2 separate regions of the Homo sapiens genome follow, and region 2 is linked to region 1. Evidence: chromatin loops called from intact Hi-C (ENCODE). Cell type or tissue: PC-9. All regions are shown on one strand. Links, peaks and the distances in the headings refer to the core of each region. The heading gives the core; the rest is flanking DNA.

Evidence for each region. Hi-C counts contacts between places; a loop is a spot of excess contacts. Peaks named below come from ENCODE experiments on the same cell type or tissue, not always from the same donor. Only the 100,000 strongest peaks of a DNase experiment are listed, where the experiment ranks them.
Region 2: a loop joins it to region 1, with 4 times the contacts of the local background. A loop is called at or near these places in 62 of 110 quality-filtered maps.

What each region holds. Positions count from the first base shown.
Region 1 is chr10:119,606,416-119,610,800 of GRCh38, forward strand. No RefSeq gene overlaps it. Among named protein-coding and RNA genes, the nearest start is that of TIAL1, 12 kb to the left of the region's middle. In PC-9, for the core only: a CTCF peak has its summit at 2,098 (motif pointing right); no DNase peak of the experiment used is centred there.
Region 2 is chr10:119,665,592-119,669,965 of GRCh38, forward strand. It overlaps BAG3 (BAG cochaperone 3), which reads left to right. Exons shown (of 4, transcript NM_004281.4): 2 at 4,260-4,374. Among named protein-coding and RNA genes, the nearest start is that of BAG3, 16 kb to the left of the region's middle. RefSeq lists an enhancer at 138-691 and a silencer at 2,770-2,951. In PC-9, for the core only: no CTCF peak of the experiment used is centred there; a DNase peak (open chromatin) is centred at 2,320; H3K4me3 peaks cover 732 bases; H3K27ac peaks cover 4,000 bases.

The DNA of each region.
Region 1 (4,385 bases), core at 115-4,114:
TTACTTAATGAGTATGATACTTCAGTTTGGGAAGATGAAACAAGTTCTGGAAATGGATGGTGGTGATGGTTGCACAGCAGTGGGAATGTGCTTAAGCCACTGAACTATACACTTAAAAGGGATTAAAATGGTAAATTTTATCTTATATGTATTTTACCACTACTTTTTTATTTTTTATTTATTTTTTATTTGTTTTGAGACAGAGTCTCGCTCTGTCACCCAGGCTAGAGTGCAGTAGTGCAATCTCAACTCACTGCAACCTCTGCTTCCCGGGTTCAAGTGATTCTCTTGCCTCAGCCTCCCAAGTAGCTGGGACTACAGGCATGTGCCACCATGCCCGGCTAATTTTTTTGTATTTTTAGTGGAGACAGGGTTTCACTGTGTTAGCCAGGATGGTCTCGATTTTCTGACCTCGTGATCCGCCCGCCTCGGCCTCCCAAAGTGCTGGGATTACAGGCGTGAGCCACCGCGCCCAGCACCACTACTTTTTAAAAGGCTGTGATGGAGATTTCTTTAAGAAGATTAAATTTAAAGAATACCTAATTTATTTGATCTTACTGAAAGGAAAGCAAACAACTGAGGGATAATTTGGGGATATCTTAATAATAAGTACCTAGAAAACCAAGTGAACAGAAAATAAGGAATTTACTAACTCTCCTTTTTTTTTTTTTTGAGATGGAGTCTCGCTCTGTCACCCAGGCTGGAGTGCAGTGGTGTGATCTCGCTCACTGCAAGCTGGGCCTCCTGGGTTCACGCCATTATCCTGCCTCAGCCTCCGGAGTAGCTGGGACTACAGGAGCCTGCCACCAGGCCCAGCTAATTTTTGTATTTTTTTTTTTAGTAGAGACGGGGGTTTCATCGTGTTGGCCAGGATGGTCTTGATCTCCTGACCTCGTGATCCGCCCACCTCGGCCTCCCAAAGTGCTGGGATTACAGGCGTAAGCTACCATGCCCGGCCGAAATTTACTAACTCTTTAAGATGAAAGTTATATAGGAAAGGAAAAGTGATTATGTTGCATTATTTGGCTCAGCTGTAGATAGCAGTTACAGGGTCATAATAACATACACATGAGGCCAGGGCAGGCCGACCATTTGAGGTCAGGAGTTTGAGGCCAGCCTGGCCAACATGGCGAAACCCCGTCTCTACTAAAAATACTAAAATTAGCCGTGCATGGTGGTGGGCGCCTGTAATCCCAGCTACTCAGGAGACTGAGGCACGAGAATCGCTTGAGCTCGCAAGGTGGAGGTTGCAGTAAACCGAGATCGCGCCATTGCACTCCAACTTGGGTGACAGAGTGAGACTCCGTCTCAAAAAAAAAAAAAAAAAAGAAAAATTCTGCAAGTGATTCCCATTACCCTTGGGATAAGTTCTCGCATCCCTATAGAGGCTCCCCGGGCCTCACCTACTTCATCAGCCAGAGCCCTATTCAGCATGCTGAGAGGCACAAGAATTGCTTGAACCCAGGAGGTGGAGGTTGCAGTGAGCTGAGATGGCACCACTGTACTCCAGCCTGGCAACAGAGCGAGACTGTCTCAAAAAAACAAACGAACAAAACAAAAAACAAAAAAACAACTACACACAGCGCCCCACTTATGATTCTTCAACTTTGCGATGGTGCAAAAGCAATAGCATTCAGGACACGCCTCAACTTACAATGAGGTTATATGGGGATAACCCAGTTGAAAATACTGAAAGTTGAATTCCTACATAGGATATTTTCAATGTTCAATGGGTTTATCGGGAGGTGGAGCATCCCGATAAACCCATAAGCAGGGGAGCATCTGTACCATAATTTCTGTTTTCCTCACTGGACCCTGACTGATACGCGGATCCATTATATCCACTTTAAAGACAAGAGAAGTGAGGCTCAAGGAAATTAAGAAGCACACCAAAGGTCACTGCTGCACAGGGCCCTGGCTGATTCTCCAGCCTTTGCCATACTCCATATTACCACTATTAAGCTACATATCAACAGACAATTGTCCTCTATGAAAAGCAGATTGTCACAGGTTATTATGACAATTATTTGAAGCTGATGTCGCCGTGGGATGGGCTCTGTTCTGCATCCTGAAGGCTGCGGCTGGTGAGACAGCAGAGGGAGCTCTGTCCCTAAGGAGACAGCCTCCAACCTGCTGGCCCCGCCGGGAATAAGGGCACCTCGATACCTGTCGTGATTAAAAGATTTGGGTAAGTTCTTCATCCTAGAGAAGGTAGGCTCCTTGAAGGGAAGGGAAAGGAAGCAAGGGAACACGTATTAGGCTCCAGGAACTGTGTTAATTTGATTTTTAAAATGTTAAACGGGAACTGCGTTGTTTGAAGCAGGCTGTCCTCCAGGAGCAGGAATACAGGGCCCCTTCCCGTCCTCCTCCCACCCCACGCCTGATTTCACCCCCAAGTTAAGGGGAGCTTCTCTGAAGTGGGCTACACTGGCCACTGGACAGTTACTGAGTAAAAGGGACCTCGGATAAGGGTGTGGTTCTCCTCCCTGGATCCCCTGATGCCACCTCACAGGAGCACTGAAGGGCAGCTGGCACCCTCACTGGAGAGCGAGCATTCTCATTCTCCCTTCTCCTCCCGAGACCTGCACCAGCTTTGCCTTGGCTCCAGGGGCTGTCTTGTTCTTGCTCTTGCTCTCTGCATCCATTCTTCCAGATGATGATGGATCCCTGTGAAACTGACTTGTCCCATATCACAGACCAGCATCTGAGACTCAAATCTGAGCATCAGGGAAGTAAACCTTCAACCTTGGAACCTGTACACAGACCTCACAGCTTGATCAACTCAGACACAGAGGGCAGCTGTGGGTCCAGCCCAGCCTATCCACTCTCTCTAGTGGGATTTGGAGGAACACTCCACAATCCCTTGGCTGGCCTTCCATTTACCCTCCATTGCCTGCTTTGGAACTAGGTCTAGGTAGACGTGACTGGCCGGAGGTAGAATATGGCCATTTCTTTCTTTCTTTCTTTCTTTCTTTTTTTTTTTTTTGAAATGGAGTTTCACTCTTGTTACCCAGGCTGGAATGCAATGGCACAATCTCGGCTCACTGCAACCTCTGCCTCCCGGGTTCAAGCGATTCTCCTGTCTCCGCCTCCCATGTAGCTGGGACTACAGGTGTGCACCACCACACCCAGCTAATTTTTATATTTTTAGTTGAGTTGGGGGTTTCGCCATGATGGCCAGGCTGGTCTCGAACTTCTGACCTCAAGTGATCTGCCCACCTCAGCTTCCCAAAGTGCGGGGATTACAGGCATGAGTCACTGTGTCTGACTGAATATGGGCCTTTCTGATTCCCCTAAACAAAATGCTATTTCAAAACAAGAGGTAATATGTTACTCATATATATATATAAATATATAAAATGATATATGATGTATATATATCATATGACATTGTCAAGAATAAATTGAATTCTTAGGAATTCACCACCCAACCTAAGAATGAATAAGTCACCCACACTTGATATCTGTATGTTCCATCTCTCTCATCTGTTTCGCCTCCAGAGGTTCTGAGTTTGTGCTTCTAATATTTTCTTATTTAAAATACTAATTTATCACAATTATATTTATTTATTTTGAGACAGGGTCTTGCTCTGATGCCCAAGCTGGAGTGCAGTGGTGCAATCATGGCTCTCTGCAACCTCTACCTCCTGGGCTCAAGTGATCCTCCCATCTCAGCCCTCCAGTAGCTGAGATTACAGGTGCGTGCCACCACGCCCAGCTAATTTTTGTATTTTTTTCAGAGATAGAGGTCTTGCCATGTTACCCAAGCTGGTCTCAAACTGCCTGCAGTCCTCCCACCCTTGGCTTCCCAAAGTGCTGGGATTACAGGCATGAGTCGTTGTGCCCAGACAATTGTATTTATTATTGAATTACATGAGCACTTTTTTTTTTTTCTTTTGAGACAGAGTCTCATTCTCTTGCCCAGGCTGGAGTGCAATGGTGTGATCTCGGCTCACTGCAACCTTTGCTTCCTGGGTTCAAGCAATTCTCCTGCCTCAGCCTCCCAAGTAGCTGGGACTATATAGGCAGGTGCTACCACACCCAGCTAATTTTTTTTGTATTTTTAGTAGAGATGGGGTTTCACCATGGTCAGGCTGGTCTCAAACTCCTGACCTCAGATGATCTGCCTGCCTCAGACTCTCAAAGTGCTAGGATTACAGGCGTCAGCCACCGCACCCAACCACCTGGCTAATTTTCTGTAGCCACAGGGAATCTCACTGTATTGGCCAGGGTGGTCTCAAATTTCTGGCCTCAAGTAATCCTCCCATCTCAGCCTCCCAAAGTGCTGGAATTAGGCGTGAGCCACTGCACTTGGCCAAAGGCAAGATTTGAAAAAGAAATGAAACTTTAAAAATGTAAAACAATTGTTTAAACAAACATAATGG
Region 2 (4,374 bases), core at 375-4,374, 59 kb after region 1:
TTACTTAGTAAAAGCGGAAGCATTTGCTGTTGTGACCCTAATGATAGTGGATGGGAACATTAGAATGTGGCATCAGCATTCCTGGCATAGACCTCATTACGGGTGGGAGTTTCATTTTTCATTGGAATTATTCATTCATGTAGAAGTGTTTAATTGCCTATTTTGTGAAATTCATGTTTTTTTTATTTAAAGCAATTTTTTGTTGTTGTTGTTTTTTTTTAAACAAAACCCCACCAGAGTAGAAGGGGAGCCTGGAACGTCTTTTAGATGCAGTGCTCACAAGGAGACACTTGGTTTTTTATTAAATGGCAAAAATGGGTCATTAATTCACCCAAGCCCAGGAATACAGACCTCGGGACTGTTGGAGAAGCAGCCAGGCCGCCCTTGCCTGTCCTGACCGTCTCTGCTTTCCAGCTGTGCCGGCAGGCTTGGCCTGTTCAGTGGACCTCACGCACGGTGGAGACCTTTCCCCTTCCCCCCACATGCCTCTCATTTTTCTGGGTGCCCTTTACCCTCCAGGCCCTCTGCCCTGCTTTGTGCTCATCTCCTCCTCCCTGACGTCCTTCTTCACTTCCCAGCATGTCCTGGCTTCTCCTTTCCAGTCCCTCTGTCTTGCTGAGGCATCTCCTGTGATGGTTGGAACACTCAGAAGGGTGGACCTCAGCCCCCACTTCCAGCCTGGCCCCTGGTCTCTAGCCTCATCTCCCTCAGCTCAGCACTGACCCCCAAGCCTGCCCCTTGCCACTGCTTCCCACCACTCTTCTGACACCACTGCCCCTGCCTGCAGTGACCACATTCCTTCCCCGTGGACCAAGCCATGTCTCTGGAAAGGTTGAATATTGGCTCCAGCAAGCAGTCTCTGCTGTCACAGTCTTGTGTGCAGACAGAGTTGTTTTTCCTTCCTCCCTCTCTCTCCTGTCTTATTCCCCTTCTCTTTTTCAATGGAGGCACAAAATGTGCTCAGCGAGATGCACGAGGTGCTCAGCGAGATGCACGAGGTGCTCAGCGAGATGCATGAGGTGCTCAGCTCGTGGCTGGCTCAAGGGCTTTCTGGATCCAGGGGCTTCCCCCAGGAGGAGCTGCATCTCCTCAAGGCCTGTCTGAGGACTCCAAGCCCTGGAAGGGTCTGGCTATAAGGGGTTGGGATCAGCAGCTCTCCCAGTTAAAACCAGAGAGTGTGGGTGGGATGTGGCAGAGTGGGCAGTGTGGGGGTTTGATGGAGTTTTACACAGCCATACACCCATTTACCACTGCCCAGAAAAAGAGAATATTCCCATCACCTCAGAAAGCTCTTTCGAGACCCTTCCCAGCCACTACCATCTCCTCCAGAAGTGACCACCATTCTGGTTTCTAGCACCATCGATTCACTTTGTACTTCACTTTTTCTTTTTTTTCTTCTTTTTGAGACAAAGTCTTGCTCTATTGCCCAGGCTGGAGTACAGTGGCATGATCTCAGCTCACTGCCACCTCTGCCTCCGGGGTTCAGGTGATTCTCCTGCCTCAGCCTCCTGAATAGCAGGGACTACAGGTGCCCCCCACCATGCCCAGCTAATCTTTGTATTTTTAGTAGAGATGGGGTTTCACCATGTTGGTTAGGCTGGTCTTGAACTCCTGACCTCAGGTGATCTGCCCGCCTTAGCCTCCCAAAGTGCTGGTATTACAGGCTTGAGCCACCGTGCCTGGCCCTATCCTTCACTTTTGATTCCTTTGACACTTTGGAGTCTGAAAAGCATAATTTTGTGCGTATTTAGGGAGAAACTCACATTTATTGCCAGTCTTCCGGGCATCCCTCTTGATATGCCCTTATAAAACCTCACAACATTTCTCCAGGGCAGGTGTTGGCTAGCTCCGTTTTCTAGAAAAGGAAGCGAAGGCTTACAGAGGTAAGAGAATTACCCAAGCTCACAGAACTGTTAGAAATAGAGGTACGAATCACACTTAGACCCTACCTAGGGCAGCGTCTACCCTGGAAGAGCCTGTGCCTTTCCCCATCCCTCAGGGCCTCCGTGCTTTCCAAGTAATTCTGCTTCTTGTTTGTTTCCTGCCCCCTTAGCCCATCTTCTAAGCCCCTGTTGGCAGGGAGTGCCCCTTGCTGGTTTGGTAACCCCATAGGACTCCTCAGCGGGTGGCAGGATGTTCCCCCAGGTGGTGGATGAGGGTTTGCTCACTGCTGGTCCCTGCTGTGTGGAGTGTGCAGATGGTTGAGGCTTTTGTGCGTGGCTGGGAAGAAACAATGAGCCCCTGGGCAGCCAGCAAAAATGACACTGCAGGACTAATGCAGGCTCCGATTTCGGCTGGAAGGAGGAGGACCTCAGTGAGTGGACAGAATGCCCACAGGCACGTTATGACTCAACACTGAGTAGCAGAGGGTTTCTTCAGCGCCTCTTGCTGGCTCCCTGTCAGGGCCATCTCACGGCAGGAATTCAGCTCTGAATGTGAGGCCTGGACCTGCTCCTGCTCTTGGGTGACCTGAGAGTTAAGCAGGCTAATGTAATGCCGCCGCCCTGAGCACGTGGCTGTTCTAATCTGAGAATGCCTGTCTGCCCATGTCCCCAAGGACACAGTGACACCCATGCCTTTCCTGTGTGCTGGAGGCCCTCCAAGGGCAGGGTCTCAGCAGGAGGGAGGCAGTTGATGGGCCTGAAAGGGCTAAACCAGGGTCAGCCACCTGGTGCCCACGCCTGCACACAAATAGAAACATCACAGAATTAATGGTCTGTTCTCTCAAAGTGCAGAGCAGCCCTCAGTATCTGTCCTTACTTTTGATTGATTCCGCAGCAGTAGAGATTGTCCCCTGCAAGCTCATAGATTGTTAGCCTTTGGCGTTTGTTCGCCGTGCAGACAGCTGCCTTCGTCAGGAAAGATCACTCCCCTTCTTAAGAGTTGCCTTACACAGATATATGCAAATGACACTTATCAGTAGCTCCCCTCCTGGGAAAGGACCCTCGGTGCTCGGGGACTGTTAGGACTTCTGTTGCGCAGCCCAGCTTGCTGAGAGATGGCATTGCCCAGTGAGTGACTGGCCAGCCTTGTTGTCTGAAATAAGATCTTTCCTGTGGTACATCTGGAACTTGGCCTTCTCAAGGGTCCCAAAATAGCCAGGCCACTGAAGGGAGAACTTCAAGAGAGGACATAAGAGAAGGACCCCAACTGCTCCTTGCCCAAGCAGGCTCTGTTGCGTTGAAGAAAAAGTTCTTCAGTGATACTTGTTAAAGCACAGTCAGGAAGATTTATTCGGGGCCATCAAGATAGGCACAGGGACCACGGCAGTGGGGTCGTGCAGTCATGGGTAGAGACTGGGCACAACTTCAAATACAACACGGGCGATTGGGAATTTATAGTCAAGGAGCAGTGTGGATGGAAAATTAGAAGAGGAAACATCAGGGCTAAGGGTGTTTCTGGCTATGCTGACCAAACAGGATTCTTGCCGAAGACAGGCCAGGGTGATTAGACAGCACCTGGAGGCTGTGGAAGCTGATCAGATAGTGAGGCTGGGGAGGGGGTTTCTGGCTAAACTGACTTAGCAGTGTCTTTTGCTAAAACTTGACTTTACAAGGAAGTGCACAGATGGGCCTAGGAGATGCTTCGGAAGCCTAAGATTTGGTCAAGCAGAGAATCTTTGTCAGTTGGCATCGTTAGGCGACACAGTTAACCCTGGGTGCCCCTCTCTCCCTATGCTGCCTCTGCATCCCTGTCCTTCCCCTTCCTGCAAATTGTTCTAACAATACTCCTGAGGAGGCAGCCCTCGCTCCCCAGCCCACTTCTCTGTAAAGATTCCCAAACTGTGTCCTGTGTTTGGGCCCAGTACAAGCTCTATATTGCTGGGAAATGTGAGGGCCTTTTTGGAAACAGAGACGCTTGCTGTAATGTAGAGGTTGGAGCTGACCCCTGCTCCTGGAGCTCATCTTCTGATCCGGGTCTCTGAAAATGCGGGCATGGGCAGCTCTCCTACACTCACCGCTTCCCTCAGTCACCCAGAAAAGAAACCTGTCTTACCAGTTTGGAGAATTGGGACCTTTCCTTTGCTTAACAGATACTTTTGGCTTTCTCCTGATGCCCCTAATTCCTAAACTGTTGGCCAAATAGCAACCTCTATGGGGTGGGGGGTTTGGAGGGTACAGGGGCTGGGAGCTGGCTGACGCTTTGAGGCCCAAGTCACTCGGGAAGATCACAATGCCAAGCGCCACAGTGTTTCCTCTGCCAGGAGGGTTCACTTCCCAGTTTCTAACCAGCCTGTGTTTCTCCACTTTTTATTTCAGGAGACTCCATCCTCTGCCAATGGCCCTTCCCGGGAGGGCTCTAGGCTGCCGCCTGCTAGGGAAGGCCACCCTGTGTACCCCCAGCTCCGACCAGGCTACATTCCCATTCCTGTGC